Linked DNA regions of Mus musculus: all the other regions are linked to region 4. The links are chromatin loops, found by intact Hi-C in ENCODE. Cell type or tissue: left cerebral cortex. All regions are shown on one strand.

The links. A loop is a pair of places that touch in the nucleus more often than their neighbours do. Peaks named below come from ENCODE experiments on the same cell type or tissue, not always from the same donor. Only the 100,000 strongest peaks of a DNase experiment are listed, where the experiment ranks them.
Region 1: it touches region 4 in a loop (2.7-fold over the local background); 15 of 42 quality-filtered maps call a loop at or near these places.
Region 2: it touches region 4 in a loop (2.2-fold over the local background); 4 of 42 quality-filtered maps call a loop at or near these places.
Region 3: a loop joins it to region 4, with 3 times the contacts of the local background. A loop is called at or near these places in 12 of 42 quality-filtered maps.

The regions. Positions count from the first base shown.
Region 1 is chr2:127,680,782-127,688,781 of GRCm38, forward strand. It overlaps the pseudogene Gm14245. Among named protein-coding and RNA genes, the nearest start is that of Gm14244, 7.1 kb to the right of the region's middle. In left cerebral cortex, a CTCF peak has its summit at 3,395; a DNase peak (open chromatin) is centred at 3,322.
Region 2 is chr2:127,752,980-127,760,979 of GRCm38, forward strand. Nphp1 (nephronophthisis 1 (juvenile) homolog (human)) reads right to left here. Exons shown (of 20, transcript NM_016902.4): 13 at 6,597-6,707; 14 at 4,700-4,782; 15 at 3,113-3,189; 16 at 994-1,093. Among named protein-coding and RNA genes, the nearest start is that of Mall, 27 kb to the left of the region's middle. In left cerebral cortex, no CTCF peak of the experiment used is centred here; DNase peaks (open chromatin) are centred at 4,404, 4,716 and 6,389; H3K27ac peaks cover 1,175 bases.
Region 3 is chr2:127,841,716-127,849,715 of GRCm38, forward strand. It overlaps a transcript of Acoxl not described here. Among named protein-coding and RNA genes, the nearest start is that of Acoxl, 8.9 kb to the right of the region's middle. In left cerebral cortex, a CTCF peak has its summit at 3,838 (motif pointing left); a DNase peak (open chromatin) is centred at 3,918.
Region 4 is chr2:127,607,021-127,615,020 of GRCm38, forward strand. No RefSeq gene overlaps it. Among named protein-coding and RNA genes, the nearest start is that of Mrps5, 24 kb to the left of the region's middle. In left cerebral cortex, CTCF peaks have their summits at 1,383 (motif pointing right), 4,304 and 4,515; DNase peaks (open chromatin) are centred at 880, 1,414, 1,988, 3,232 and 1 more place; H3K27ac peaks cover 2,295 bases.

The sequences.
Region 1 (8,000 bases), 74 kb after region 4:
ATAATGGAAGGGCAGAAATTGCCTAGGATAGGGTCTCTGACCTCCATGGAGTTGGTCCTTCAGAGCCACAGGACAAAGAAAAGATGGCCACATGTAATATATATATATATTATCTATGCAGTACATATAAAAGATACCATTTATTCTCATGTGAGCTGACTTCAAGAACATTATTTCAATTCTATCTTGTGACATGAAAAGCAAGTGTTTAGGTTAAGTCATAACTGTCGGTGACATAAGCAGGTTTTAGTTCAATAAATAGTTCACAGGGTTGCAGGATGCTCTGGCCTAATTCCAGCCAAGGCCCTCTGCCTGTGAGTTCATGAGCAAGAGGTAGGGGGCTTCCTGGGAAGCCCAGAGCTTTGCAAACAATGGTTCCCTCCAAATCTACCCAGGGTGAGCCTTGTTTGCCTCGCCATGAGAGTTAATAGCAATTGTCAACCTGGGCAGCTACAGACACCCAGGAGCCTGACTCTCTAGGCCTGCTTAGGAGAGAGTCTAGACCGGGTTACCCGGGATGGGCAGACTTTCCTAACTGTGGTGATACCTTCTGTAGGTTGAGGTCTTGGACCGAATAAAAGAGATGAAAGCAGGCTGAGGACTGGCATCTACCCATGCTTCCTACTGCTGTTACTACACTGAGTTGTCTCAGATTCCTGCTGCCAGGCCTTTCCAGGCGGGGCACCATACCAGGAACCAACATAAAACTGTCCTTAAGTTGCTCTTGTTAAACATGTTGTCACCGCAGCAGAAAAGCAACTAATGCACCTGCTTTCTTCCAAAACACTTGTGCTTTTGATACCATGACCACAGCGACTCTTACAAAGAAAAGGATTTTAATGGGGAGAGGGGCTTGCTGACAGTTCATTATCATCATGGGAGGGACATGGTGGCAGGAATGGTAGGTGCGGTGCTGGAGCAGTAGCCGAGAGCTTTATATTCTGATCCACAGGCAGCAGGCAGAGACAGAGACAGAGACAGAGACAGAGACAGAGACAGAGACAGAGAGACTTGGGCTTTTGAAACCTCCAGAGACACACCTTCTCCAACAAGGCCACATCTCCTAATCCCCTGGTGACAAAGTATGCAAATATTTGAATCTATGGCAGCCATTCTCTTTCACAGCCCCACAGGGTGTCTGTAGCCCCGGTTGTCACTGGCCACCATCAGCAGATCCGCAGTCCTGTTTCTCTGAACCTTTCTCCTGCAGGACAGGCTGTAAGGGACTGTGTTAGGCCCGACCCTGCAGCATCTCAGACTCCATGTGTGTACCTTCCCTGCCGTGTGCTCCCCTGCCTGTCTGTGTCGGACAGAGCTTCAAAGTAAAATTCCATGTTATGACTCCAGCACACCACCTCTGACCAAATATTTTCCACTCTGTGACACTAGGCTCTAATAAGAAACTCTGAATTTTCAAGCTAACTGCAAGCCGAAGGCAAGCCAGCCCAGTGAACGAAGACGAGATGGGACTCAGGCTCAGGCTAGCCCACGCTGGTATCGGGATCTTGTCTTCGTGCAGCCTTATTGAGCCTCTTCCCAGCACTTCCTCCTGGTCTGCCTTTTCTGCTGTCTGTAAGCTCCTCAAGGCCAGAGATCATTTCTTACTCATTCTGATATTCAGGCCCCAGCTTGGCCCAGAGAAGGAGCCCAGCAGCTGTCTGTCAAGAGTGTCTGAGATGGATCTCAGGTCCAGCTGTTGCACGATGCCACACCTCAAGGCTCCCCAGTTCCTTGCAAAGATGGGGGCTCCACTACAATAAGAGAAGGTTTCTTGAGGCTTTTCCCAAGGCTGCCTGGCCAAAGCCCCAGGTCGTCCGTCAGGCAGACCCCAGGGTCCTTGAGATCTCTGGGCTAACAGGACTTTGGGATGATGGCAGTCCTTCATTCAGAAGCCCCTTTTACCTTTTCTCTTGGAGACTCTGAGAATGCCACCTTGTGTTGCCTGCAGGGAGAGATCCCAGTGACAAGGGAGGAGGGAGGGCTGTTTTAGCTCCTTCCAGGGCACTAACGTTCTGACAGTCATTTCCTAATGGACAGGTGGCTGGATTGCAGCTAGCCCACACAGCAAAAGCCTGCCATTTTATTTACTTATTTTGGAGACAGGGTTTCTCTGTGTAATCCTTGCTGTCCTGGAACTCACTCTGTAGACCAGGCTGGGCTCAAATTCATGAAGATCCACCTGCCTCCGCCTCCCAAGCTCTGGGATCGAAGGTGTGAATCACCACTGCCCAGCTGGGTTCAAACTTAATAACAGCAACACATTCAAAAGGGCAGCTTGTAACTAACTCTTTTTTTTTTTTTTTTTTTTTTTTTTTTGGTTTTTCGAGACAGGGTTTCTCTGTGTAGCCCTGGCTGTCCTGGAACTCACTTTGTAGACCAGGCTGGCCTTGAACTCAGAAATCCGCCTGCCTCTGCCTCCCGAGTGCTGGGATTAAAGGCGTGTGCCACCACACCTGGCCCTTAGCTTGTAACTCTTAAAGACATCAAAGTCACAGGAGAAGTACTCAAGCCCACAAGAGGCTCTGGCCACTTCTCCTCAGTGTTCACTGCTCCTCCCATGATGGGTAATGCAGGCAGAAGACATGGCCCTGTGCAAGACCTGTGATGTCACTGTGCCTGACAATGGCCCCTCCTCAGATTCAGGGACTTAATTTCAGCCATGGGTAGGACCAGGTAACACAGCTGGAAGCACTAACACGTCTGTGTGAGGTACTGCAGAGCTGGGTGGGGAACGGAGGCAGGCCTCTGGAAGTTTCTGAAAGCCTGGGCACAATAAAGGATCAATAGAAGGAATTGTTAGTTTTTAACAATATGTACACGTCTGTGGTTCTTGCCCTGTAACTCCAGGACTTCACCCATACTCACTGCTCAGCTTTCCCTAGAGCCCCCCCCCCCCCTTGCACTCCCAGCATGCACTTCTGTCCTGTTCAGGAACAAGAGTCCAGATTTCATGTCCTTTGAGCGCAAAGTAGTAGATGAGTGGCCTAGAAGGGACTTCCGTCTGAAGTCACAGGCTTCCATGTGTAGTTGGCCATTTCCCTATGGCAGGGCCTTAGCCGCCACCAGTCCACAGTGACAAGGGACACCGCAGAAGGGATCTCCGTGTGACACCTATCTCCTTTCCATCACTCTTGATCCAACCTGCAACCTTTGCCAAAGCCAAGTTCACCTTTTGCCTGTGACCTCGGTTTCCTCATGTGCACAGGCAAAGCTTCAAGGGAGAGGATCACTTCTGGGTGAGCTCCAGAGTCAGAGGCAGCACTGACTGGCTGATTCCCCAGAGTTCTGAGGTGGAGGTGGGGAGCACGCAACTCTTGAGCTCTGATTGGGTAGTGCCTGGATTAGTCTGTGCTTTCCCGAATCATGGTGGAGCCTGCTCGCCGCCTAGTGGAAGTATCTAGTAACTGACCCAAGCTCTAAAAACCAGCTTGTGCTTCACTGAGGTTACTGTTTTATGTCGACCTTCACGGAGTCTTAATTCTGAAGCCTGAGCATGGCTGAAGAATTAAGAATTAAGCCATATACCCTAGTGGATTCCTGCTGCTTCAATAAAAGTAAGTCATAATGATAATAATCCATAGGCTCTCTTTTCTTTCTTGAGGAGGGGCCTCCCGTAGCCCACATTGACCTTGAACTTTGTATGTTGTTGAGAGAATGACCTTGAATTCCAGATCTTCCTTCCTCCACCGTCCACGTGCTGAGATTACAGGCATGCACCACCACACCTGTCTCTTCCACGGGCCTTCAAACCTTACCTGCCAGTGACGGTGTGGTGACACCCCACTTTTCAGTTTGCACACAGCAAAACACTACAGTGGGGAGATTCGTGGTGGCTGGGCATTGAAGACAATAGTGGCTGTGTTTGACAGAGGGTTTATTCTGTCTCACAGGTGTTAGGGACACCGTTTGTCATGGTGGCTCAGCACGGCTTGGCTAAGATCACACTCATGGTGGAAAGCAGCAAACATTCAGTAGAAATCATGCTTAAGTCGTTACAAATCTTTTCTTTGAGATGGATACTAACATATGACACAATGTGAGCAGTGGTCAGCCATGCTATTGTTGGGGTAAACACCCTACAGTGCACAGTACTAAATAAGTTCCAGAAGATGCTCATTGGCTTACTGTAAAGTCGGATTTATGTTAGAGGATTCTGTGGACTGTACGGTGTTCCAGGCTGGTGTAAGTGCTCTGAACACATAAAGCTAAGTTAAGCTGGGATGTTAGGTTGAGGAAAGTACATTTGACATGTACAGCATTTTTAGCCACCATGGGCTCATTAGGGGATAGCCCCATCATATGTTGCGGGACCTCTGAACTCCCTTCTCCCTAAGAGTGAGGCAGTGACTCAGGAATGGAGTCCCATGTCCTTTCTGCTGCCGCCTCAGTGTTTCACTCTACTCCCAGATCATGACATTCCTCCACTTCAAGCTACCCTAATCCCATGTTCCAAGTCCTGGGACACCAACTGGGTATGTTACAATTAGGATACTATTCACCTGGACTTAACATCAGCTCCCACAGACTGAGGCTCAGTGCCCAGTTCTGCAGGGTGCTGGGAATTGAATCCAGGGCTTCCTACATGCTAAGCAAGCATCCTACCAACTCAGCTACACCCCAGGCTCTCTTACTCTCCTCTTTGTCCAGGCCATGTGGCAAGGATCTTGCCACGGTGTGCATCCTCACCACAGTCCCCAAAAGCAGCAGGGCCAACTGGCTCTGAATGGAAGCTTCCAACTCTGCGAGCAGAATAAACCTTCACTCTTTATAAGGTGGTTATCTCAGGTGCTTTGTCCTAGTAACAGAAAGGTAACTAGTTCACCTCACTCTTGTCGGATTTAGTGTGGCTTCCACTCTTGTCTGAGGAAACTGTGAGTTATCTTGATTTCCACGAGGATATAGAGATTGGTCTAGCTTTCAGGGGGTTTGAGTGTGTGTGTGTTAAGCCTCATGTTACAATGTTAGCATGGAAGTAGGTTATCTGAAGTCTGACGCTGAGCTAAAACATCCTTAAAACTTGCTCACATTTTATGCTGTATTTCTACACTGACAAATCTTCCATTCACAACCACAGAAAACTTCATATTTCATAATAAGTATGGAAGCCACCGTGCTGGGTAGTTTGTTTGTTTGTTTTTGTCAACTTGACACAAATGGGATGGGAAAACTCAATTGAGAAAACACTTCTCTCAGATTGTCCTGTAGGCAAGACTGTGGGCACTTTCTTGATTAATGACTGATAGAGGAGGAGCAAGCTCACTGTGGGCAGTGCCATACCTGGGTAGATTATCCTTGGTTGTATATGAAGGCAAGCTGAGCCAGGTGATGGTGAAGCACACCTTTAATCCCAGTGCCCAGGAAGCAGAGGCAGGTGGATCTCTGAGTTCGAGGCCAGCCTGGTCTACAGAGTGAGTTCCAGGATAGCCAGGGCTACACAGAGAAACCCTGCCTTGAAAAAAAAAAGACATAAATAAATAAATAAGGTGGGGAGAGAGAGAGAGAAAGAAAGAGAGAGAGAGAGAGAGCGCGCTGGGAGAGGCATGAGGAGCAAGATACTATTAGTAAGCAGTGCTTCTCTATTGCCTCTGCTTCATTTCCTTGCCAGCATGTTTCTGTCTTGAGTTCCTATCTTGCCTTCCTTGCCAATGGAATGAAAATACCTGTTCTTAGGCTTGGGACCTGTGTAACCCTCCATAATGCCTTCCACCCGTGCCTTTGTTTACCTCTTTCTTACCTCTTTTCTTTTCTTTTCTTTTCTTTTCTCTTTTCTTTTCTTTTTGCTTTTTGTTTTGTTTTGTTTTGTTTTTGAGACAGGGTTTCTCTGTGTAGCCTTGGCTGTCCTGGAACTAATTCTGTAGACCAGGTTGGCCTGGAACTCAGAAATCCGCCCATTTCTGCCTCCCAAGTGCTGGGATTAAACGTGTGCGCCACCACCGCCCAGTTTCTTCTCTTTTCTTTTCTTTTTTCTTTTATCTCTTCTCTCTTCTTTCTTTTCTTCTTCTCCTTCTCCTTCTCCTCCTCCTCCCTTCCTCCTCCCCTCCTTCTTCTCCTCCTTCCCCTCCCCCTCCTCTCCTCCTTCCCTTCCCCTTCTTCTTCTTTCTTCTTCTTCTTCTTCTTCTTCTTCTTCTTCTTCTTCTTCTTCTTCTTCTTCTTCTTCTTCTTCTTCTTCTTCTTCTTCTTCTTTTTCTTCTTCTTCTTCTTCTTCTTCTTCTTCTTCTTCTTCTTCTTCTTCTTCTTCTTCTTCTTCTTCTTTCTTCTTCTTCTGTTTGAGACAGGGTTTCTCTGTGTAGTCTTGGCTGTCCTGCAGACCAGGCTGGCCTCCAACTCAGAGACCCACCTGCCCTTGCCTCTTGAGAGCTGGGATTAAAGGTGTGCACCACCACTCTTATAAACTTATTTAATTGGGGCCGGCTTACAGTTTCAGAGGTTTCGTTCATTATCAGCATGGCAGAAAGCATGCAGGCAGACATGGTGCTGGAGAAGGAGCTGAGCATTCTACATCCGGACCTGCAGGCAGCAGGAAGAGAGAGCCTCTAAGCCTGGTTTTGAGCTTCTGAAACCTTAAAGCCCCATCTCCCTACCCCCAGTAACACACTTCCTCAAGTGTGTCAGGGCCACACCTTCTAATCCTTCTAAGTAGGTCCACTCCCTGATGACTGAGCATTCAAATCTAAGAGCCTATGGGGGCCATTCCTGTTTAAACCACCATAGTTTCTGATGGGATAGAGGTCATGAGGAGTCTGATCTACTTGTTGAACTAATGTATTTAAAGAGTCATAATATAAAGGGAAAGAAAAAGAAACTAGGAGGGTCCTAGTCGAAGCAAGTTGGTCACTGGTGAGGTGTCTTTGAAGCTGGGTTTGTGTCCCTTCCTGTCTCTTATGATCACTCTCCTCTCCCTGCTGCTGCTGTGCCTCACCCTGGCCCAAAGGGATAGCTCTGAAATCTCTCCATAGGTGAGCCACAGAAGTTATCTCTCCTTTCCTTCTTCAAGTTGTCTCTCCAGTATTTTGTCCCAGCAATGTATTAGCCTTCTGGGGTCTGCTTGCCTGAGGCCCTGAAAGAAATTGGCTAGATGACAGATCTAAAGGCATTTCAAGTTTTCTGTGAATCAGGGACATTTCTCTTGGTGTTCTGCCCACATCTACTTTAGATGAGAAGATCTTTACGTAAAGCACTTTCTGTTGCTGATGCACTGGACATGTAGCCCTGGAGTAGAGCTCTTGACTAATGAGCATCAGGCCCAGGATTCTCCAGCACTCCAGAAAAAGTATTTAGGAACATGGCTAACAGTTATCATTGTTCTAAAAAACAAAAACAAAAACAAAAAACAAAAAAAAAAAACAAAAAACAAAAAAGACAGGGGCTGGAGAGATGGCTCAGCCATTAAGAGCACTGGCTGCTCTTCCAGAGGACCCATGTTCAGTTCCTAGCAGCCACATACGACTGTAGTTCTAGAGGGATCTGATACCACCCTCTGACCTCTGAGAGCACTGCACACCTGTGGTGCATAGACACATATGCAGGCAAAACACCCATGCGCATTCAAATAAATAAAATTAAATTTTAAAAAGAAAAAATGTCAAGGGGTTGCCCCGGGGCTGAGGCAGGCTACTTTCCCTCCTGCCTTGGTGGATCTTGTCCAGTTTCCAGTTTCAATGCAGGCATCACAAGAGGCACGATGGTTTTACCTCTCCTATCAGCTTAGCAGCCCCCGAGCCCCCAACTGCCCACTCACAGAAAGTCATTGAGACACTGAAGCCCTTTGGGGTTTTTGAAGAAGAAGGGGAACTGCAGCGCAGGATTTTCATTTTGGGAAAATTAAATAACCTGGTGAAAGAATCGATTGGAGAAATCAGCGAGCACAACTGGAAATGCTGGAGGAACAATGCTTACATTTGGATCTTACAGACAAAGAGTACACACGAAAGGTACTGGCGTTGGCGCGGTGTACGTTGCACCACGACAAGCTGATCAAAATGACTTTTTTCCACCTCATT
Region 2 (8,000 bases), 150 kb after region 4:
GGAAATTCCAGTTAAAATAATGGGAGGTAAACATCCCTCAAATTTAGAATGGTCCACCCCCCTTCCCCAAGGCACTTTTGGTGCTGTCAAGAATGTAGAGTAACTGACACGTTCCTGCTTTGCTAGTGACGAGGCAAATGGTGCAGTCAATGGACCACAGTCTGGAGCTTCTTATCAAGTTAACGCAATGCTCTATAAGCTAGCAATTCCATTCCCCACATTTTTACCCATAAGAAATGCAGACATATGCATTATATGCAAATATCCGGAGCAGCTTTACTCCTGTCTGACCAGATCTAGAAACATCAAGCAAGGCATGGACAAGCCAACAATGCCTATCCATCAAGTATAGCACCATCTAAAACAAAAAGGACCAAGTTACTAACAAGCCCGCAGCATGGACGGGCCTCTAGTGCAGCTCCAAGTCTACCCAGCACCATCCATAAGGGTTTGGAAAATGTAGAAGTATTGAGAGAGAATGAGGTGTTCTCCATCTTGCCTGCAGGAACTGTTACATCCATCATCATGAACATTTGTCAAGACTGAGAACTGCTTGATAAAAAGGGAATTTTACTACACATGAAGTAGAGCTTCCTCAACCCGACACAGAAAAGAAGACCACCCCTGAGCATCGGTCTATACACTGGTAAGCCTCGCCTATTCAAGAGCATCTAAATTATCTAATGTGACATCCATTACCTAAAAATATAGGTGTATATATGTGTGTCATGTAGAGGCTAGAAGATGGTATTGGATCCCCTGGAGATGATTTACGGATGGCTGTAAGCTGCCTGACGTGGGTCCTCTGGAAGAGCAGCCAGGGCTGAAGACCCCTGGGCCAGGCCTCCCGGCTTTACAGCCACCATGTGAGCTAACTGGGGAGGAGTAAATCTGAGCTTTATCACTGCTGCGCTGCTCAGAGGCAAGAAGTTCAGCAAGCATCCCTTTCCCACTTGCCCCTGCCTCTCCCAAAAGCCCAGGCCAGCTACTCACCTGAGCATGGCCCTGGACCTCCTGTTCAGAGACCGAAGTTTCACCAGAAGTTGAGGCTGCCTGCGCACACTTATCATCTGACGGAAAACACTGCCCTGTGCTACAAAAACATCAGGAATATGGAGCCAGAGTTTAAGTGCTTGGGACGGCGTTCATTCAAACACACATTCAATGAGAATCTACAGCCAGTGGAGCTGGACTGCATGAAAGGCAGTGGTCACCTGCCCAGCTTCTATGAGCCTGTCTTGACATGAATATGAATGCGTCTCCAGAAAGTGCCTCACAAGCCACTGTGACAGATGCTCTGCAGTATGAAGGGAGCTGATAAAACATGCCTGGCTCCAGATGGAACCAACAGATTCTTAGACTCCATGTCTGTTCTCCAAAGCCAAACTCCACTGTCCCTCTGGGGCACTGTCACTGTTGGGGCACTGTTGCTGTGGGGCACTGTGGAGCACTGTCACTGTGGGACATATGACTGTGGGGCACTATGGGGGCACTGTCACTGTGGGGCACTGTCACTGTGGGGCACTGTCGCTGTGGGGCACTATGACTGTGGGGCACTGTCACTGTGGGGCACTGTCACTGTGGGGCACTGTCACTGTGGGGCACTGTCACTGTGGAGCACTGTCACTGTGGAGCACTGTCTGTCACTGTGGAGCACTGTCACTGTGGGCACTGTGGGGCACTGTGGGGTGGATCTGGAGCATCGTGCCTTGCCCTGGATAGTGGAGGAGAGCTGCATGTCTGCTGACTCAGTCTATGAGGAAGGGCCATATATCTGTGCTACTGCCCAGGTCACTGCTTCTCCAGGGCACGGCTGGGTGGATGGTATTAAGGAACTCTGGGTTTTTTTTTGGGGGGGGGGGGCAGAGAGAAAACAACTTGGCATGCATTCAAAAATCTACATCCTTTGAATTAGCTTATTCTATCCATTCTCTATCTGTCAAGTATTTTGCTGGCAGTTTTTATGACAAGCTAGAGTCATCTGAGAGATAGGAACCTCAGCTGAGAAAATACTTCCACAAGATCAGGCTGCAGGCAAGCCTGAATGGCATTTTCTTAATTAGCGATTGATGTGGAAGGGGCCCAAGGCCATTGCGAGTGGTGCCAATCCTGAGCTGGGGGTCCTGGGTTTTAAAAGAAAGCAGGGTGAGCAAGCCACGAGGAACAGGCCAGTAGGCAACACTCCATGACTCCTGCCCTGTCTGAATTCCTGCCCTGACTTCCTTCCATGATGGAAGACTATGTGGAAGTGTACATCAAATAAACCCTTCCCGCCCCAAGTTTTCATGTTTCACTACAGCAATAGAACCCCCACTAAGCCAGGCATCAACACAGTGTCCAACAAAAAGGAGCTGAGGCGGGGTCCCCATTCTTCACAATTCTAGAGTCTCAGAGGTGTCAATAAAAATAATCACTTAGTGGCTCAGCGTTCGCACTGATGGCACGTGAAGGATTTGGCTCCAAGGGAAAGTGTATTTTGTTAGGATGCAGCTGTGCTCTCCGCTGCTCTACTGCTCGCTTCGTTTACGGAAAGAAGGGTAATAAGGTTCTACATGCCACTGCAAGGCCCGGGAGTGCTGCAGACACGGCCCAATGGATAAGAACACTGGCTGCTCTTGCAGAGGACACAGGTCCAGTTCCCAGCACCCACATGGTAGCTCACAACCATCTGTAACATCTGACGGCCTCTTCTGACCTCCACAGGCACCAAGCATGCAATGCAGTTCAGAGACATACATGCAAAAAAAAAAAAAAAAAAAAAAAAGTCTTAAAAAAGACCTATCTATACTATGGAGGTGGTGGAACCATTTAGGGGTGGGGCCTTCAGGGACACATTCAGGCATTCAGACACTGGGCTGTGCCTATGGAGATACAGGGACCCATGCCCCTCTGTGCTGCTCCCCAGCCCCTGAGGGATGGAAGGCTTCTTTACCACATGCTTCGCCATGGTGTTCTTTGTTAACAGAGACCCAAAGCAATAGGGCCAACGGGCCAGAGACTGAACCCTGTGGAAATGTAGACCCAAATAAACCCTCCCTCCTTTAGCTTGCTTATAGCAGGGTCATGGTGATTAAGGAGCCAGCTGACAGAGGGTCACACAGAAGGACTGTACCTCTTCTGGACACTGAAGGGTCCACTTCAACACCTTTTTCGTAAGGAGTGCCGCCATTCAAGAAGAGTTCGTATGTTCTAGGAAAGAACAGTACATGTGACAGGTCCTTGTCATGGGCATTTATTTGTCAACTAGACTCTGCCAGGAATGAAGTTATTCATGGACATCTTACTAAACTCATGGGTAAATCAGAGTCAGGATGCAGACTCTTCTATGAGGTAACAACTCAACAGACTCTCTCCTAAGCACAAACTGCAGGAAGTGTGGTGTCCACATGGAGAGAAGGAAGATTCTGATGTCACTAAAATGATTTGACTTTAATGGTATGTAAGTAATAAGCTTTAACTTTCAAATGTATTGAGTCATTACTTGCAGTGAAGTCAGTATTCAGGTGTGCCCATCCCCTCCCCTGCTAGCTCTGTGCTCTTCGGAGTTGTTGCCCCTGTGTCCCATGTGCCTCTCTTCTGTGGAAGTGTAACTTAAATGCAGAGAGAAGCTAACGGGCCTCTTTATCCCCCACTGCACTCCTAGAGAGGTTTCCCTGGATCCACACACCCAGCTTTTGATGAACAGCAACTTCCTTCACACAACACACACTGGAGCAATTAAAAACAGCTCTCATTCCACCTCTGGGAAGGGACACCTCATCTCTCTACTAAGTACACTATAACCCTGAGTTACCATGCAATATATTACCATTTATATTATACTTGGTATAAAATAATTTTTTCAAAAAATTATAAGAAATCAGGGTGTCCATAATGATACAATGATAACTAATGTCCTCTCCTCCTTGCTAGGGTGATGCCAGATAAATGGTGGCCTGGACTCTTATCTCTGCCCAGTGGTAAGAAGGCTGTGAGGGGGTGTTGCCTAAGGTAATCCTCACATTACTTATTACTGAGATAGGAAGTAATCTCCAGATCAGAGACAGAGGAACCTGAGACCTGGAGATGTTAAGGAACCCAACCGGTCACCCAGGAGGAGCAGGGCCCACCCAGAATCATCTCACTCCAATCTGCCCTCTGTCTGCCTCTCTGTACCCCCTGGGAGCTTATGCTCTTGACTTGGGTTTTTATTTTCCCCTATTTAAGACTGAGATTACCTATTTTCTTGTTAGCTTTTGAGACGGGGAGGCAATCTGTTCTCCCTTGTGTGTGTAGCACAGGGATTGGCCCAGTCTGCTCCTGCTCTTACAGCCTCCGTTTGTTTACAGTTGTAGCCACTGCGGGCTCTGTGACCTGCCTGCTAAGGGAGGCAGAGGATCGCAGACTCACCATCTGCTCCCTGAAGCGAGCCAGGCTCTATTTTGAGCACAGTGAAGTGTGGTGAATCAATGGGGGCTGCGGACTGAACGTTCTCAGCACACAGCCCAGGCAAACTCCTTTTAAAACATGAATTCTCTGGGTCATTTCCTTCTCATTAGGGGAGCATGTGAGCTGTTTTCCCATGCTCCCTCAGACACTAAGATGGATACGAGATTCCTCTTCCCAAACTTGAACTATTAACAGAACACATCTGAGGTAGACAGTCCCGAGGGATTTTTCTACAAATCACTCACTTGTAAGGAATAGTGAGCTGACTTACTTTGCTGGAATAGGAACTCCACTGGCATCGAAAAGCTTAAGAAACACCCAGCCACAGCTTAACTCTCCTCTCTCACCAGTTGACTGAAATAAAACGAACACATGGAACAGTGCTTGAGCTAGCCACTTATGAGCACACACTGCGTCCTCACATCCTCTCTAAGCACCTAGCTGTCCTCAAAGAAATGAGATGCTGCATGCCAGGGCTCCATTTTACTTGTAGGTCAGGTGTTAAAAATGGTATTCAAATGACAATTCTGCTTTATCACAGTTGCTTTGAAAGGTCCCTTAAAACCCCACCCTGAGGTAACTGTTGCCACTGGGTGGGTCTTCAGTGCTATACAGTTTGGGAACAGTGTCAAATCACAGGATCCTACACGGCATTTTGAAGCTTTGTCTTACAGGGGAATGGACTAGAGGAATCAGTAACGCAAGGATCCCTTTCCTCAGCCCCCACGCCAGTTGCCAGGATCAGTGGGGCTCACCTGTCTCCAATGCCCTACCCATCTATCCTGAAGATGTAACGGGATCTCTCTCAGGATCAGAGTCCGCACACGGGGGATCTCTGGTGAGTGTGCACTCCAGTGGGTTATTTCTCTGACAAGCATTAAAGCACACTTCTGACGTTCCCTTGCCATTGTCTCAAGTCCCTAAGTAAGAACTGTGCCCTACAGGGTTAAGTGGCCTCCTCTGGGAAGTCCCAGCCTTTAAGAGACATTTTGTTCTTTGAAAGCAACTGGAGTTCATTGATGCTATAAATGCCAACCAAACCCTTCTGCCTTAGCTAACACTGAGCATTACCACACACAAATGGGAACCAGAGCAGAAAGATGGCTCAGAGAGTCAAGGTGCTTGCTGCCAAACCTGACAACCTGAGCTCGATGCTCAGGACCACACGGTGAAAGGAGAAAGTCAACTCCTAAGACTGTTCTCTGATCTCCATGCTGTGCCCACTCATAAAAAAAATGTTAAAAAGAGAGAGAGAGAGAGAGAGAGAGAGAGAGAGAGAGAGAGAAAGCAGGGTAGTGGTGGTGCATGCCTTTAGTCCCAGCACTTGGGAGGCAGAGGCAGGCGGATTTCTGAGTTCGAGGCCAGTCTGGTCTACAGAGTGAGTTCCAGGATAGCCAGGACTACACAGAGAAATCCTATCTTGAAAACTAATTAACTAACTAACTAACTAAATAAATAAATAAATAATTTAAAAAAAAAAAAAGAGAGAGTCATGGGCTGGAGAGATGGCTCAGTGGTTAAGAGCACTGGCTGCTCTTCCAGATGTACTAAGTTCAATTCCCAGAAACCACATGGTGGCTCACAACCATCTATGATGGGATCTGACACCCTCTTCTGGTGTGTCTGAAGATAGCAATAATGTACTCACATAAAATGAATAATTAAAAAAAAAAATGAGAGTCAGCATCAATCTGGTTCCTTCAGAGTTAATTTCTGATACACAGAAATCCTTCTTTGTGGTTTCAGTGTGGATCTCCCCTAAAGGCATGTATGTTTGAATACCTGGTCTCCAGCTGGTATACTGTTTGGGATTTTGGTTGCAGAACCTTTAGGGGTAGACCCTGCTGGAGGAAGTGGGTCACTGGGGCAGCCTTGAGGTTACAGTCCAGTCCCATTTGTTCCCTGCCTGCCTTCCTCTTGACTGCTGCTGCAGTGAGCCTAGGCCTCCCTCTGCTGCCTGGCGTGCTTCCCTGCCATGGTGTTCTTATCCCTGGAACTGTGAGCTGGAATAAACTCTTCCCCTGAATAAACACTTCTGTCAGGGCGTTTTACCAGAACACCACAAGTGTAGCTAACATAGCTTCTATCACTTTGCTTGTAAGTCAGATATGGTTCTAACGATTCCCCTTTGATGCATTAGAACAGTTTGTCTTTCAGTTTTGACATACATTGCGAATGTAAGAAATTCCAAGTTCAAATAATATCCCAAGGTCTGGAGTTGAAGAATTGGACCTGATAAAACAGTCACCATCGAGCAAGCATGGCAAGATGCCAGTGACCTAGAAAGATAAGGAAGCCAAAGTTACTGACAGAAGTGAAGAGTGTCCCTCATCAGCAAAGGGCTCTTGCTATACTAAAGGGCCCACAGAGATGGCTCAGTGAGCAAAGGGCTTGCAGCCAGGCCTGAAGACTTGAGTTTGATCCCTGGATGGACCCACAAAGTAGAGGAGAGTACTGACACCTCCAAGCTATCCTCTCCCCTTCTTTTGCATGTATAGTTTTAGCATATGATATGTTAAAATAGACAAATGTAAAATGAACAAACAAAAAATGTTCTTGAAAGTAGATGGACCAGATTCACACGTGAATGATTAGAAGCAGAAACATTTAGCTTTCCTGTTGACAGGGAAATTACCTTAAACCTTCTTGATTTGTTTGTTTAGTTGGTTGATTGGTTATTAATTTTTATTTATTTTTTGCTTAGAAAAGGCAAAGAAGCAAAGAACTATCAGTCAACCCCAGAGCTGTGACAAAACACATCCTGTTTGTTACATCACACTATTTCTAAAGGACTGAAGGCCACGGTGCATGTGGCCTGTCCAAGGCCATAATCTATCAGTAGTGGATACTGCTGCTGCTCACAAATGTAAGTGCACATGTACACTCCTCCCACATCACCAGAGCATGTGATGTGATCAGCTTCATGCAAGAAAAGCACCCATATTATTCCTCAGCCCATCCTCACGTCCCGGGAAACCAGGAAATCCGACTTTTAACGCTGCGCATTGCCAGAGATGAGGGGCAAACTGTGAAGGTCTGAGCCAAAGGACAAGCAGTGCTCCCTAGAGGCGGGGGTGAGGGAACAAAGGGCTTGAGGAGCTGTGCCACGGAGCATCGAGGACACAAGTCACATCAAGTGAGGTGGCTGAGCCTCCAGCACAGCCTGTGCCCTCTCCCTGACCTGTCTTGTGCTAAGACCTGATGCAGTAGGAGGAAGGGAACTGAAGGGCTTCTAGGGTGCAGGGGAACAAAGGGGTTAGTTGTGGGAGGGAGGCAAACGATGAAGCCATGAGTCCTTGGAGGTAGGAAAAAGCAAACCACAAACAATACTGTCAAAAGTACACGAAGACTCTCTTGACTCACTAGGCAGTGTCTGTGTGACATTGACTCAGGGGCTCGAAGCCCTAACCTCACCACAGCCTCGGCGGGATCTGGGTGTGACACGCCAGCCTTTGATTCCTATCTGAGGGAAATACCAAGTGCCATTAGCACAGTTGGAAGATTTCATTTTGAAAAACGCCCAATCCTAATCTTACTTCTTGTTTTCTGCTCCATGAAAGGACATTTCCTAA
Region 3 (8,000 bases), 230 kb after region 4:
AGTGCTCTGTACATAGTGCAAAGTTTGTCTAAGGTCAGGCACTCTCAGAGCATGCGTCTAGGAAACATTTTTCTCCCCAAAGAAAATAATTATATTGCCAAGGGTTTTGGATCCAGAACACATAGGGCTATGTGTGTCAGCATAATGTATATATTTTATAATTTACTTGTCTATTAAAGATGGCAATAAGGGTAAATTGTAAAAAGAAAAGGCAGATCAAATCATTGGGAGGGGGACGGATAAGACTTGGTAATTACAGCAACCATTTCTGCATCTAATTTGAGGAATTGCCTTGAAGGTGCTGGTGAAGCAGCTTTCACCTCCTCTGCTTCTCACTAAGCACAGTCTTAGTGAAGTAAGCATCTGTCCTTCCCACTCCTCTTCTCAGCATCAGCATCATCAGGTTCTACCTTTGGGCACAAAGTGTGATTTGGGGAAGGCTGACCTGTCACCTCACTGCAACCTGGCATCTGTAACCCTGTCTCCTTGACACCCTTCACACACACACACACACACACACACACACACACACACACACACACACCCCACCTCATGCTTTAAGGCTATTTCAGGCATAGCCATTCTCTGGCCACAGGGTCATGTTCCCTGGTTTTGGCCAATGCAATAGGAGGAGAGACTTTTGGGTTGCTCCTCGGAAAGATACTTCATTGGTTATTCCAGAGACCTGTCAGCAGTGAATACTTTGTTTTGGACAGGATAGAGTTTAAATAGGAAGCTGCTCCTCCTGCAGCCAGTTAGTTACAAGGGACGCCAGCCTCACAATGGAGTGACCCATGGAGAAGGATAGAGGGACACTAGGCTTTGAAATATCCTTGAGTACATGGTCGAGACTTAGCAACCAGGCAGGAAGACTGAAACACTGGTATTTTTAGCTTGGCCCCAGTCCACCATCACTGACACAGTTGGCAGTCACCTTTTCTTGAAATGGCTACCAGAGTTGAAATCAAGGAATGGCACAGGCTAGACAGTGTTTGCTCGGATCTGGAATGGAGTCACCAAGTAGAGCCATGAGACTGGGAGAGAAGAAATGAGCATCTGATGAAGGAACCTGGGGCAACACAACTCAGGTGACAGAGCAGATGCTAATGGGTGCTAATGCTACTTACAAAGACGTTGTGGCTCTTAGGAACCATAACCAATAGCAAGAACGTCTGCCAAGGATTTTCCCAGTTGCAGCTTCTTCAGATGAGCTACACATACAGCTTGCATTGCCTTTAAAAGCTTCCATTTGCCTTGCTTCCTTCCTATAACATGTACAACCTGCATTATAAAGCCCTGCTACTCCAGGAAGAAATTCCATGGGGCATTCCTTAGAGAGCATCCCTCTGTTATTTAGGATAGTAATAGACAATATATCTGCTTTAATAGATGGAGCCCTTTCTGACTGACTCCAAGAGACTGGTGTATGGGTAAAGAGGTCACTGAGACCTGTTCCTATCTGTTCTGCAGATGGCTGCAATTCTGAGTGTTTGGGGGCTAATTCTTAATTAAAGTCATACTCTGTTGTGATCATAAAATTTCAAGCTCTTTTTGGGTCTCTGCAAGGGCTTGAGATTCTTTTGCCACCACCTAGTTGTGTGTTTAATGTTCATTTCCTTTGTTGTATGGAGGTGTGGGGGTGGGTGGGTAGGTGTGTGTGTGTGTGTGTGTGTGTGTGTGTGTGTGTGTGTGTGTGTATGGGGTGGGAAGATATATATATGTATGGGGTGGGTAGACAAGTATGCAGATGTGCACACATGTGTGTGCATGTGTATGTGCTTGGGTATGGAAGCCAGAGGATAAACTCGGGTGGTGTTCATCAGGCCTTGTCCACTGTCTTGTCTCAGGTAAGGTATTGCTAAGTAGACCTGGCTCTGACAACTGAACTCTGTTCCTTTGCAAGAGCAGCAGCTCCTAACTGATGGGCCATCATCTCTCCATCTCCTAGAAATTTTTATTGTAGAACACTTTTCAGTGCAGAGCAAAGCTATGGAGAGTGAAGATAATTCCCAGGTCTCCCTCCCCTGTTAATATCTTACATTAGCACAGACAGTTTGTCAAAACTAAGGTGACCACACTAACCTGCTAGTACTAATTAAACTCAAGATTCTATAATGCTTCCTTAGCTTTCCCATAGGTCTCTGTTCCCATTCCAGGATCCTGTCCTGGACATCGTGTTGTATGTATTGTCAAGTTCCCTTAGTGTGCTCTTATCTGTGACATTTCTTCTCTCTCGTGTTCTTCTGCCTTGTTATCTTTGTGGAAAATTTACCAGACTTTGTATTAGTCAGGTTTATATTCTTGTGATAAACCTTGGTCAAAAGCAACTTGGTGGGGGAAGAGTTTATTTGCTTTATATGTTCTAATGAAGAGACTATATCGTGGTTTGTCATGAAGTAAAGGAAGGGTAGTAACTGAAGGCAGGAACCTGGAGGAAAGAAGTGACTCAGAGGCCACGGAGAAGTGCTGCCTACTGGCTTGCTCAACATGGCTTGCTCAGTCTGCTTTCTTATACAATCCAGAGTTGAATGCCTAGGGTGGTACCACCCACAGCGGGCCTATAAGAGCCTTCTTTTCATCAAGGAGTCTTTGTAAGTAGAGCAGAGGACCATAGTGATTGAGGATACTTCTTCACCCCTTGCCTGGCAACCTCTGCCCTACCCTTTAGGAGGTATCCGCTGCTTTGTTAGCCCTCCTTCCTGTTATAGGTTTGTTTTGTCTGTTTTTAGAATTTAATATAACTAGACTCATGCAATTTGTTCCCTCAGCTTATTTTTATGGCATATTCTAGTTTAATGATTCAATCCTAGAGTGAAAATGAGTGAGCTATGGACACAACAGTCACTGAAGACAACTTAGTCATTCTGAGTGCCAGAAGCCAGACACAAAAGAACACATAGTGTATAATCCAATTTCTTTAATATTCGAAAGAAGTAGACAGTCATTTATAGAGTTGTTAAGCAGCCAGCATTGGTCAGGAGAGAGGAAATAGAGGTTGACAGGGAAACTGAGAACACCTTTTCCCCCTTGCCCTGGGTGGGGGTTACACAGGCAAATCTACTTTGCACTAATTTCCTGAGACTTAAATTATAATCCACACCTTTGTTCTTGACACATTGTATTTTCTTAGAGTATTTTTTTTTTTAGAATTAAGATACTAGAAAGGAAAAAGGTAAGATTCAAGTCCCTACCCTCCAATTTTGTATGTGTGTGTGAGACAATGCATATGCTTATTATCTTTTGATAAGTAGGTAGTTACTCCAAAGTGTAGCAGGCATGTTGTCTCACATGCATTCCAGCCAGAGGGATTAAAGGTGTGTGCTAAGGGCTGAGCCACCCCACAACTAGAAATAGTTTGTTTGTTTGTTTTAAAATAAATAAGACAATCTCAGAGGTCACAGTGTGATCAAATATTCTGCACTGTCTGTAGAATGAGACAGGGGAGCAGTATCTGTCACATCTTCATATCTTACAGACTCAGGAAAACCGAAAATAGGAATTATAGCTGTGAAAATACTAAATAATTAGGTATGACTTATATGCCACTGTTATACAAACAATATTTGAAGTAACCAAAGAAGTGTTTTAAATAAGGAGAATATAATATCAACCCTTCATTTTGCTTAGAGTGCTTGTGACTGTTTCTGCAACTCTTGTTTCTCTGATGCACAGTCTCATTCCGCTGCTTTAGAGACTGTTAGAAATTTAGGTGTACTACTGTGATTAACAAATATTCATGTTTCCAGGTTCCCAAAATGCTTATTCATCCAGCTTAGATTTCTCAACTTGGTCAGTCACAATGACAGTTCGCATGAAGAACAAGTTCCACCTAGTGGCAATTTTAAGTATATATTCTGACATGCATTTTATGAGCTATGAAGAGGGCTCACTTTTACTGCCAAACCCGATGACCATGATCCACAGAACCCATGCTGTGCAAGGAGAGCATCAGTTCTTGTAAGTTGTCTTCTCATCTCTACATGCAAGCCGTAAGGCTTTCAAAGTCAGACGTTCATTGCCGGAGGCATTCAAGTTGAGTTACATGGTGTGCTGCTTTAATCCCCAGAGGGATGAAATCCACTACTTAATCCCACGGGGTTTCTGCAGCTGTTGTAACTTGTCCTCCAGCCCCTGTGAGTGGCAATAGTAGATAAGAGCAGAGGCTTTGGGTTCTGGCACCCTCAGCTTTACAGAAACAAGTGTAAATTGTTTACACAATTTACCAGAGCTCCCAGGCAGCTGGTATTAGGGCTCTCAGCCTAGGATCTCTGAGACCTTGGTCCTCAAAGATTGGAAGTTCCCCAGGACCTTTCCAGCAACCAGGATCCACAGTTTTTCTTCTCTAGCTTTCACAAACTTCTGTTAATGTTCATTTTAGGCTCTTTGCCCTATCTTGCTTCCTGCTTCCACTATCCCCATCATTTGTATTCTAGATGTTCTTTGAAACTCTGTAGCTGCCCTTGGTCACTGCAGCTACTGATGGCCACTCCCTTTGCAGCTGCTACCACAACTCAGCTAGTGCTTCTGTTGTTACCTTTATGTTACTAGCTCTGCCCACCCTCCTAAGGATAAAGATCAAGATAAGGGGAGAGAAGACCACTCAAGAGAAGCCCAAATTGGAGGGGCCAGAGAATGTTTAGGGTGAATGCTTTATGTGATATTGGCTGCATGCAACTATAAATTTGTCTAGACTCATAGACTATAACCCATCAGAAACAAACCCCAAGGTAGTAAGAAATTATTTGGTATCCTGGCCTTTGGTTATTGAGTTCCTAGATAAAACACACACACACACACACACACACACACACACACACACACACACACACAGAGAGAGAGAGAGAGAGAGAGAGACTTTATATTTGCAATAAGCCAATAAGCCTTAAGCTGCACAATAGCTGGGCAGCTGCCTACCCTCCATGCTGTTACAATCTACTTTCCTATTGATAACCCCAGTTGTTACTTACTATTTAATATGTTCTATTTGAGCTGCTCATAACTCCCTTGGAGCCACGTTTTTATGACTCAGCTAACCCATAGTGGCTTCTCCTTTCTCTTCTCCTGCACCTTCTTCCTTTATCCTATGGTGGCTTCTTCCTCTTCCTTCTCCTCCTGGTCCTCTCTGACCCAAGCCCACAAAACCTCAACCCCACCTATGTCTCTTCTGCCCAACTATTGGCTATTTATTTACCAATCACAATTAACTGGGGGCAGGGTCACTTAGCTAGCAGATTCTCTGGGAGAACCAGTTTTGGGGGCCCAAATTAGCATTAGAATACAAGCATCATCAGGGCAGCCCTCTACATCTAGGAGCTGGAGTTGGTGGTTAAGAGCACTTGCTGCTCTTCAAGAAGACCCACGTTCAGATCTCAGCACCCATGTCCCACAGATCACAATTACCTATTAACTCAAGCTCCAAGGGACCCACACCCTCTTTTGACCTCCCTGGACCCTCACACACATGTTACACAAAGATCTCTCACACACACATATATACAAGGCACAAATGCACACATACACATTAAAATAATTGTTTTTCTCAATTCCAAGCAACTCTATAAATGTAGTTTGTTTTATTTTTCTTAAAAATACAATGCATACTTGAACCTGACCACCATTTAGTTTTGAGTAGAATGGCACACACACAAGTAATCTCTGGGAGACATGGTTGTCAAATATGCCAAGTGGGAAGAAAATAAGCCAGTCACAAAAATGTTAAAAAGCAAAACCATCTACTCTTCAAAAAGGCAACATGTAGACATCGTATGGCTTCAAAAAGTAAAGGGGGGCCACCAAGCCAAATCTTTCTGTAGTCATTTAAAGGATGGACTTGTGAGACTGTCTTAATTATTTCCCTCCATCCATTAGGGATGGTTTCCCTGACTTTAAGACCCGTTTTGATCGTTCTTTGGTTCCTGAGCGAGGGAAAACCGCGAGCCCCTCCCTCAGACCTCTATGGCTTCAGATGATGTTACCATCCCTGTAGGTCTTTCCCTTTGCATTGGTTCTCTCAAGTTGTTTGCAAGATTCTTTTGCTTTTAGTTTTTAGAAACTTAATTGTGACACATATCCGTCCATTCGGGAAAGTTCTGTCGAAGTGATAGACTCCTCTCCCGAAGCTCCCACCCCCAAATGCTTCACTTTGGGGGCTCAGAGTTAACATCTGAAAAGGGAGAGGGTGGTGGTGATGGTTCACACCTTTAATCCCAGCACTGGAAGTAGAAGCAGACTGAATTGTGAGTTCCAGCCCAACAGCACAGAGCCAGTAGACAGCCAGAACTATGGAGAGAAACCCTGTCCTTGAGGGCATGGGGATGAAGGGAGAAAGACAAGAAAGAAAGGAGAGAGAACACATCTTCAGACTTAGAGCTTTCTCATGGCGTCACAGACTCATGTTCTGTCAGCTACAGGCACTAATTTCACCAGAGAAGTGCTTTTATTTATTTATTTTTTAAATTAATTTTGGCTACCAAATTTTCAGTTCTATAATTTCTATGAATGCCTTTTTTTTTCTTAAAAAAATTTTTTTTTTTGTATTTCTTTGGTGAGAACCTTTCCTATTTGTTTCAAGAGAGTTGGAATTTGCTTACTATAACATTAGTTTGAGGTTTGTTTTAAGATCATGACTTTAATATTCCAGTGTCTGATTCATTTTGGAATTGTCATCACACAAACACTGACAGTATCAAACATGGATGGGCTCTGGACTTTTGCCATGATTTTAATGGAGATATTTGGATGACAGAGAGAAACTCCTCCTTCCAGATTTATGCTTTTTGAGAAACAGACACTAAGATAGAGCTAGACATGCCAGAAATTTAATGGTGGGCACTGTCTGTGAAGGACTGGAGGATTGGTGAGAGAAACCTCCAAAGTACAGTGGGCAAGATGGACGCTGAGTTGGGAGACAGGAAGATTGCATCTAGGATTGTCTCCAATATGGCAAAGCCTAAGTCTTTGCCACAGTTTTGACAGAATGTGAATGGAAAGGAGAAAGGCAATGTTTCTTACTGGACTTAGTTTTGACCCTACTAGGACCTTGTCAAGCTAGGTCATCTGCTTGAAAATCCTACGAGGAGGGTAACTTCCCAGTAGACTCTCAGCTTCATTCAAAAGATGGCAGAACTTCACCAATTGACTGAACAATTCTCTTTACACTACCACAGTCCTCTCCTTATACCACTGGGTTCCACTCTCTGCCCCCGCCCCCACAGATTCTGCCTTCTGGCTATTCTAGACTTTGAAGTGTCTGCAGTCTTTCAGCTCTGTAGTGAAGAAGGAGCTGCAGTGTAATTTTAACAGAATCTTATCAGGAAATCCCCCCTTCCAGCACCCATCTGACTCAGGAGTTGTTACACAGGAACAGGACAAAAGATTGTTCTCTTAGAGCTCTGGGTTTGTTTCTGGCAACTTACAGACTCAAGGTCAGTAACACCTCAGTGTCCTAATGCTCACGTGGTATTTCTATTCTGTACAGGTATGATTTAAGTTTGGAGGAAATGAGAGCTTTGACGAATCAGCGAGTGAAGTTTGTCTTGAGTCTCCCTGTGGTAAAGCATGTACTCCTGGATCAGGTAAGTGTCATCGCTATTTCTGCATGAATGTGTGTGTGAATATGTCTATCTCTCTCTGTATGTGTGTATGCATATGTACATACATACACGCACTCGAGAGAGAGTGTGTGTGTGTATCTGTGTGTGTGTGCATACACGAACGTGCATGCACACACATGCATGTGCATGTGTGCATGTGTGAATCTCTCTCTGTGTGTATGTATATATGTGTGTGTGCCTGTAAGCAAGCAAGACATGTTTTGTTTGATTTGCTTTTGTGACTTATGTAAGCTCCTGGATCATGGCCTGAAGCACACTAACAAAGTCATTGTAAAGCAGTGTTCTCTGGAGCCCCCTTTCTGCCTTCTGGACCACATAGTTACTCTTCGAAGTTCACAGACTAGAGAAAAAAATGAGTCACAGAAGTAACAAAATATCCATTCCTAA
Region 4 (8,000 bases):
GTCAGCACAGCCTCTAGCAACCCTTCTCTACCTTGCAAAGACATCAGAGAAATGTACCTAGGAGTAACAAAGCAAAAGTGTAGAGATGGCCAGGTAAACAGACCATCGATGCCCTGTCCTCAGGAGGCATTGATGTATCCGGACCATCCATTACTTAACAGTGAAAGGAACTAGAGAGTGATACTTAGCAGAATAATTGTGTTAAGGGAAAGAAGCCAGGCTTCCTTAAAACGAGATGTGAAAGTTTCCAGAAGTACAAACTATAGTAGTAGGAATGGTTGTGTAGGGATGGAAGAGGGTGTTCCTGAGGGGCGTGAAGTGGCTTTTGAGGTGGTAGATGTCATAGTGGTGTGGTAGTTTCACAGTGTGTACAAACATCAAAACTCCCAAGAGTATACTTTAAACATGCTGTTGAAAGGGGTCTTAGCTTGGGCTCTTAACCCTCCCTCCAAGAATGGAGAGGGCAGACAACAAAGGGTGAGTAGTCAGAGGTGACCTTTTATTGGCCAGTCAGTAACAAAGCAGATCAAAAAGTAGATATTCTGAGCTTGTCTAGGGTCACAGGAGGGGAGCTGGGAGGTTTCCATTGTGGGAACTCCAGCCTCAGCTAGCTTCTGGCTGTCAGGGAGAGACTGTCAATAAACGTTAGGATTCTAAGCTCTTGGGGCAGGGTCTCTGCACGCTAGGTGACCATGCAGAATATAGGCCCCTGGTCCCTGGGAAATGCAGAAGTCCGGGGCCCTGTCCCACATGTGGAGGAGTTGCAGTATCTAGCAGGAGTGGGTGCCAGTTCCTCCTGAAGGTGGCAGATCTACAAGTCCGACTTGGGGGAGGGGGGCCAGGAGCATCTTCCCTGGGAGCCAGACTGAAAAACTTTCTCTATCCCCAGCTAGGACTCAGCAGAGAAGTGATGTTCCTCATTACATAGTGCCTTGTGGGGCCCTGCTTGCAAGTGAAATGTAAATTAGGAGAGAGTATCAAACCAAAGAGGGGAAAGAAAAGGCCGGGCAAACCTGAGTCTCCTTGAGGCCTGGGAAATGGACATGCCCTGCAGAGGTTTGTGGGTACCAAAGGCAGTCTGCTGTGTTCAGGAGTTTTTGCATGGGTTTTGTGCTGGTTGGGCTAAAAGCTTCATTCCCTGGCTGTTAAAGGGGGCAGCTCCTATCTTTGGTGGGGTGGGTCCAATCTGACTGCAGTCTGTCAAAGAAAAGCTCTGGGTTTGCAGTTGCTTTGGAGGTCTGATAGATTGCCTTAGCACCCAGGTGTCTGCACCTGGGCTGTTGTGGAGCTCAGACAGATGTTGGGGGACTCCTGAAGCTCTAACCAGCTAGGAGAGTGGACTCTTTAATTAATTAAATTGCATTTGTTGTTTTTAAGGTTCCAAGCACTAGAGGGCAGAGTTCCTCAAATAGTTCTGTTCCCTTTTGGACTGCTCCCATGTAGACAGTCACTGAGATGTGCAGTTTGAAGTGGCTGTCTACTAGAGAGTGGATTGTTCTTTCAAATGCAGGACACCAATTCCATTTAAACATCCACTTTGCAAATGCTGTCGTGGAAGAATCACGCGTGCTTTCTTCATGAGGTGTGGGTGTGTTTCTGGCATCTTCCAAGCCACAGATTACCAGGTTCAAACAGCTTTGTCTAATTTTATTATTTATTTAAGACAGAGTCTCACTATGCAAACTTGTCTGGCTTGGGATCTGCTCTGTGGATGAGGCTGACCTAGAACTCACAGAGATCCTTTCCTGCCTGTCTCCTGAGTGCTGGGATCAAAGCTGTGTACCCACGCTGGGTCTCAGACAAGTTTATTTATTATAGACCCAACCTGAAGTTGGGGACAACTCCAAAGTCATGGACCTGCAGGTGTGGTATTAGTTACATTGCTGAAATTACTCTCTACCCCTAGACCCAGTGTAGCTTTCTAAGGGTGAGGAAAGCAGGATTCCCAGAGCCCATGTTTCCTGCCAGGGCACCAGCATCTTAACAGCAGGCCATTGTTTCAGGAAAATTCCAGAAGTGACTGGAGTAGAAATAGAGAGCCTGGCAGAGGAAGGAGGTGCCTCAGTCTGGGATTATTGGGGAGCAGTGGGTGTCAGGCACCCATCTGTGTCACCGCTGTACAGGGCCAGCCAGCGCAAGCTGAGGCACTCAGCACATAGCCTGAAATCCGATACCTGCCCGTCAGAGATTGGCTGGTACTCTGGTGTATAGGACCCTCCTTTGAACCACAAATGCTATTGGGGGAGGAGGTGTCACAATGCTTTTACAATGGATACAGAAAGGTTGGCATTTATTGAGCATTTAACACGTGATGGACAGTGTTTCAGTCCACTTGTACATATAAACAAACAAACAAAAAACACTTGAGTACTGAGATACCTAGATTACAATTTGCTCGAGCTGGTTAGAGGTTGCCAGAGCAGCTAGCCTCCAGGGCCAGCTCCTAAGGCCAGTGTGGCAAGAAGGCAAGGTGAGCTCCTTTATCTAGGTTTCGGTTATTTTTCTTTTGGGGGAGTTATGAGGTCAGGGAGAGAGGTGTCGAGAAGACGGGGGAGGCTTACTGGGTTCCCAGGGAAAGGAAAGTAGGAGAGTTGGGAGAAAGGAATTGTTATTTTCTTAGGGTCTTGAGGGCGGATGGGGCTGCATGTGTGTGTCTGTGGTCACAGTATGCTCCTGTGTGAGTGAAGACACAGCTTAAAGAGATGCTCAAAACAGCGAAATGAAGAGGGGATAGCCAGCCCCTGACCACTCCCAGCAACTCCGAACCCGATCCTGGCCCATCACAGACCCTGGATCATTGCTGGAAGGTGGCACCCAGCAGGGACAGCTCTAGAGACTGTTGGGCAGGGGCACTCCAATTTGGGCTGTTAATGGCTGGCTCCTGGTCTGGGGTGGATGGCTGGATTCATCTGTGGGATGCTGCAGCATTGCTGTCCATTGTTTCTCCTCCCCGCAGGATCTGCCCCAGACTTCTCCCAGGCCAGCCTTGAGGAGCAGAGAAGCCAGCGGTGAGCCTTGAGGGTCTGCAGCTTCATGGCTAGTACTGAGCTGGGGCAGCAGGAGGGGTGGGTGCCCTGTGTGGGAACTAAAGTCCTCAGGCCCAAGCGGAAGTGCCACCTGGCAAACAAGTCGCTGACTGTGTACCACCGGGGGACGCCAGGCACCAGGCACCCTGAAACCTGGCGACCTGATGTCTACAGAGGGTGGGGAGGAGACTGTTCCTGAATAACCAAACACATCGTGGGCGGCCAAGGCCAGAACTCTGTGGTGACTGAGTTTCAAACACAATTGGAAGCAGAGTAAACCTGTGAACTTCACATCCCTGCCCAGAAACAAAGTGGGCAACAGAGTTGGATGACATCAAAGCTCTGGGAACTTTTTAAACACAGAGACTTGCGATCGATTGAAGGACTGAAAGGAAATGCGTCTCTTCCCCATGAGGAGGAGTCAAAATTCTACCCACATGAGTCAGTGAATGAAAAATAAAAGAGGAGCACCAGGCTGTTCTTGCTTGCTTCCTCAGTTTACATATATAGAAAGCTAAGAGACAGATGGCATGATTGACAGACTAAGCATGCTGTCAGGGTTACAGCACTGGGGCGAAGGGGAGACTGACTCTGCACAGGCCGGGGGGGGTGGGGTGGCTCAGCAAAGGAAGCTCTTAGCTGAAGGCACTCTTCACCATGGGGAATCCTTGAACGTAAGCTATCCCTTGTTGGGGAATGTCCATCAGTGTCCACACACCAGGGCTCCATGACGTTTATCTTATTCCTGCAGCACCTAGTAAGTAACTAGAAAGTTCTCTAGTTAGCAATAGTGTGGGGGTTGGCTGGAAAGATGGCTAGTGATTAAAAACACAGACTGCTCTTCCAGGGGACCCCCAGATTGGATGGCTCACAACTGTCTGTAAAACTCCAGCTTCCAGGAGGATCTGTAGCCTCTGGCCTCCAAGAGCACCTGTGCTTACACACACTATAAAAATAACCGAAATAATATTAAAGCTAGGTGTGGTGATGCATACCTTTAATCCCAGCACTCTGGGAGGCAGAGGCAGGCGGATCTCTGTGAGTTCGAGGACAGCTTGGTCTACAAAGCGAGTCCAGGATAGCCAGGGTTACAAAGAGAGACCCTGTCTCAAAAAACCAAAATCTCCACCATCATCATCATCTTAAAAAAGAATATTACAGATAAAATAGAAAAGTCAGGGTAAGGTTTTTGTCTTCCAGGTTCAGTCTTCTCCCAAATGCTGTCCAGACCCAACAGGAGTGCCAAGGTACTGCCCTAACCCCAGCCTGAACCCCTGGAGATCAAGTCTTCCCCTCTAACGTATAAGAAGAGCCTAAGAAGAGCCAGGATGCCAGTTCAGACTCTAAAGTGTGTAAACAGGTCCTTGTGGTACTGAGGGAACCTGGAGGCCAACACAGGTACCTTTTGTCCCTTCTGCCGGTGATAAGGGAAATGGCTCCTTTTGGTAGTGAGGAACCAGCTTCGCAAGTTCCTGAGGAATTCTGGCTTTTGTTTAACTGTCAGAACTTGGGGAAATGGAGTTTTCTTTGGACCTGACAGGTTCCACCCGGCCCCTTCCTTCCTCTGGTTGAAGAGAACCTGGAGGAATTGCTGGTTCTCACTACCACGGAAACCTTCAGAGAACAGTAGGTCTTCAGAGAATGCAAACAAGTTCAGAGCATTGTGTTGATTCTCTGAGGACAGAAGAAAAATGGGCCTCTGAAGTGTTCTTGACAAGGTAGAATTTCTTTCATAATGACCACATTCACTTGGGGCCAAGTAGAACTTCTCATCTGAGCAGAGTGGGGCTTAGAAAAGATTTTCTCAAATCTCAGAAGGGGTTCATGGTAGCTCAGGAGCAGTCTCTTACCCAAAACAGCACCCCAGTCCAGTGTTTCTCAAGGTCTTTTTTTTTTTTTGAGAAATACTTTAATTTTTTTTTTTTTTTAAGAATTTCATGGGCATTGGTGTTTTGCCTGCATGTGTGAAGGTGTCAGAGCCTCTGGTACTGAAGTTGCAAACAGTTGTGAGCTGCCGTGTGGGTGCTGGGAATTGAACCCACTGGAAGTACAGTCAGTGCTCTTAACCACTGAGCAATCTCTCCAGCCTTTCTCAAGGACTTTATGTGGCTTCTTGTGCTAGGGAGACAGGTTTGAGAGAGCAAGGTCTGTTCTCTCAGTAGATAGCCATGAGGGACTCGGAGTGACAGTCTTGACTAGAGCCTTTAGGGCCATTGACCTCCAGACTCTTCCACTCCATGCTGGGCAGGCTGAGAAATCTAGAACAGAAGCCAGCCTGTGTCAGGTAGTGGTGAGAAACTCACCCAAGATGGCGGCTGTGGTACTCTCACTCCCTCCCCAAGCTGTTCTGTGGTCCAAAGGCTCGCTCTGTCCTCTCCTCTGAGATGATGAGATGACACAAGTTCTGGAGAGCACCCAAGACAGCTGGTCACCAAAGTGGGGTGGGAAGAATGGGGTGATAGCCTGCCCGGTGGTCAGGCCACTAGCCAGTAGCCACTGCTGCTCCAGAAAGGCTCTTACCCCAGGAATCCCCAGCCTGTCCACATGTGAATATCCTGTAAAATATCTGTAAAGCATGGTTGGCGCTGTAGCTCAGTCATTTGAGTATTTTCCTAGCAAGCATGAAAGTCTGGGTTCACTCTTCAGCACTACATAAAACTAGGCATGGTTTAGTCTAGAGTCACAGAACGCTGGAATGCCCCTATATAGTAAGGTTATTTATTAGCATGACTTAACGATCTGCCGTCCATCCAACTAACCCAACAATGGACAGCTGTGAATGGGGAGTTCAAGAATCTTGTAGTTGCTCAGTCCCATGATACTAGCTGTTCAGCTGGTCTTCTGTATAAGCTGAAATTGTGAGGAAGTTCCATTAGATGTGCTAGGAGGTAAATGTAGCAGGTAAAGAACAAGGAACCCCTCCTCTTTCCACTGCCCTTATATAGGCCTCCAGCAGAAGCTACGGCCCAGATCCAAGGTGTGCACCACCACACCTGGACCTAAGCTATTCTTTCTTGGAGCTTGCTCTGTCCCAGGCTGGCCTTGAACTCAGAGATCTGCTTGCCTCTGTTTCCTGGGATTAAAGGTATGCATCACCTTGGCTGGACCTAAGCTTTTCATTGAGCCGCTATACCTCTATATCCAGATCAATAGCCTATGTCATCCCATGTCAGGATCCAGATTTAAAGCCTGTGTCTTCCAGCCTCAAGATCTGGATCACAAACGTGTCTTCCATTTCTGGATTGTAGTTCATTTCAGATGTAGTCTTGACAACCGGAAATAGCCATCACAGTGATGAATGCCTATACTCCCAGTACTAGGGAGGTAAAGGCAGAAGGATCAGATGCTCAAGGTCCATATCAACATTGTAAGTGTGAAGTCAGCTTGGGCCACCCCCTCCCCCAATTTTATTTTATTTTTTTGATAAAACAGTTGGCCCTCTACTGGTATGGGGCAAGTAGATCATGCCACCAGCCAAAGAAATGGTAAGGTTGAGTGAGCCCAAACCCTGTGAACTCAGAGTTGAGTACAGTAGGTGTGGGGTCAGCTCTCTGCCAAACTCTACCTGCTCTGGAACATGTAACCATGGCACCCCACTGAGAGGACCATAACAATCAGTAGGGAAAACACCTGAAGTCCATGCCCAGGCCAGGCTCTTCAAAGCCTCCTGCAGCTAGTGTGTCCTTCCCTTTACTCCTGGCTCAACACCTCTAAATCTTCCCTCAGCTTTGTTGCCTGGTTACCTTCTTTGAAGCCCATTGGTCTTGCTGCCCAGGATGCTTTTGGGCTGCCCTTCTGTGGGCCGCTTTCCCTTTTCCACCTACATTTTGGAAGATCTCCCCTGCAGCTCTGAGACTGTTCTGTCTCTTCCCCCAAGTATCTCCATTTTCCTCCTCCTGCCCTCTCCTTTCTCCTACCCTGTGGGGACCTGGAAGTGCTTCCTCTTTCTTTCTGCTCAGCTGTTTGCCACTGGCATCTTTACTGATCAATCAAGAACCAACTGGGGACAAGGATCTTAGTGTATGAATATGCAGATTCCCGATCAAAACATCAGAACCACTTCCGTACAATCCAACACAACTGACTTTCCAAAGTTTCCACTTCACTACTCTTCAAAGTTTATAAAGTCTCTATCCACATAGAATAAAGTGCACAAATTATTTCATTGAAAATCATCTTCTCTCTGGAAACACTCATTGTTGGACCTTAGCAGCCCCCCCCCAACCCCCGCCAGGAAGGCTGGGCTCACACCCCTGCTGTTCCAACCATCCTTGCTGCTGCCATCTGCCACTGCCACCACCCCTGTCACTAGCATTGGTGCTGCCGCAGTAGCAGGTAAGACCTGGGACCCCAGCTACCTGCCCTGCTTGGGCTTCCCTTCTGAGAACTGTAACACTTTGGCAGTTCCAGAGCCATGGAACACCTGGTTACTTAGAGGACAACATCTGGTGACAAATATTGGTAATAGATAGACATCTAGTGACTGGTAATAGAGGAAATCAAAATCTAAATGTTGCTTTGACTTCAGCAATGCTTTGAATGTGGGCATCACATATATTTGCATATATTTGAAACCTAGGATTATAGGGTATGTGGGTACTTGAACTGGGCAGGGGTAGGGGGCTCAGATCCAGTTTCAAGGGTCCTCAATGTATTAGCCACAGGTTTGTTTGTTTGTTTTCATTTTTTGAGACAGGTTTTCTTTGTGTAGCCATGACTATCCTGGAACTAGCCCTGTAAATGAGGCTGACCTTGAACTCACAGAGATCTGCCTGTCTTTGCCTCCTGAGTGCTCACCACACCTGGCAGAGGGAGGTTCATTTTAAGAAGTGATAGACAATGAGGTTAGAGAGTTGGCTCAGCAGAGGGCCCAGGTTTAGTTCCCAGCAACCATATGGTGGCTCACAACTCCAAATAAATCATGGCACTTTCAAAGCCCATCATATGGGCTGCAAATATAACCCAGTGGTGGGG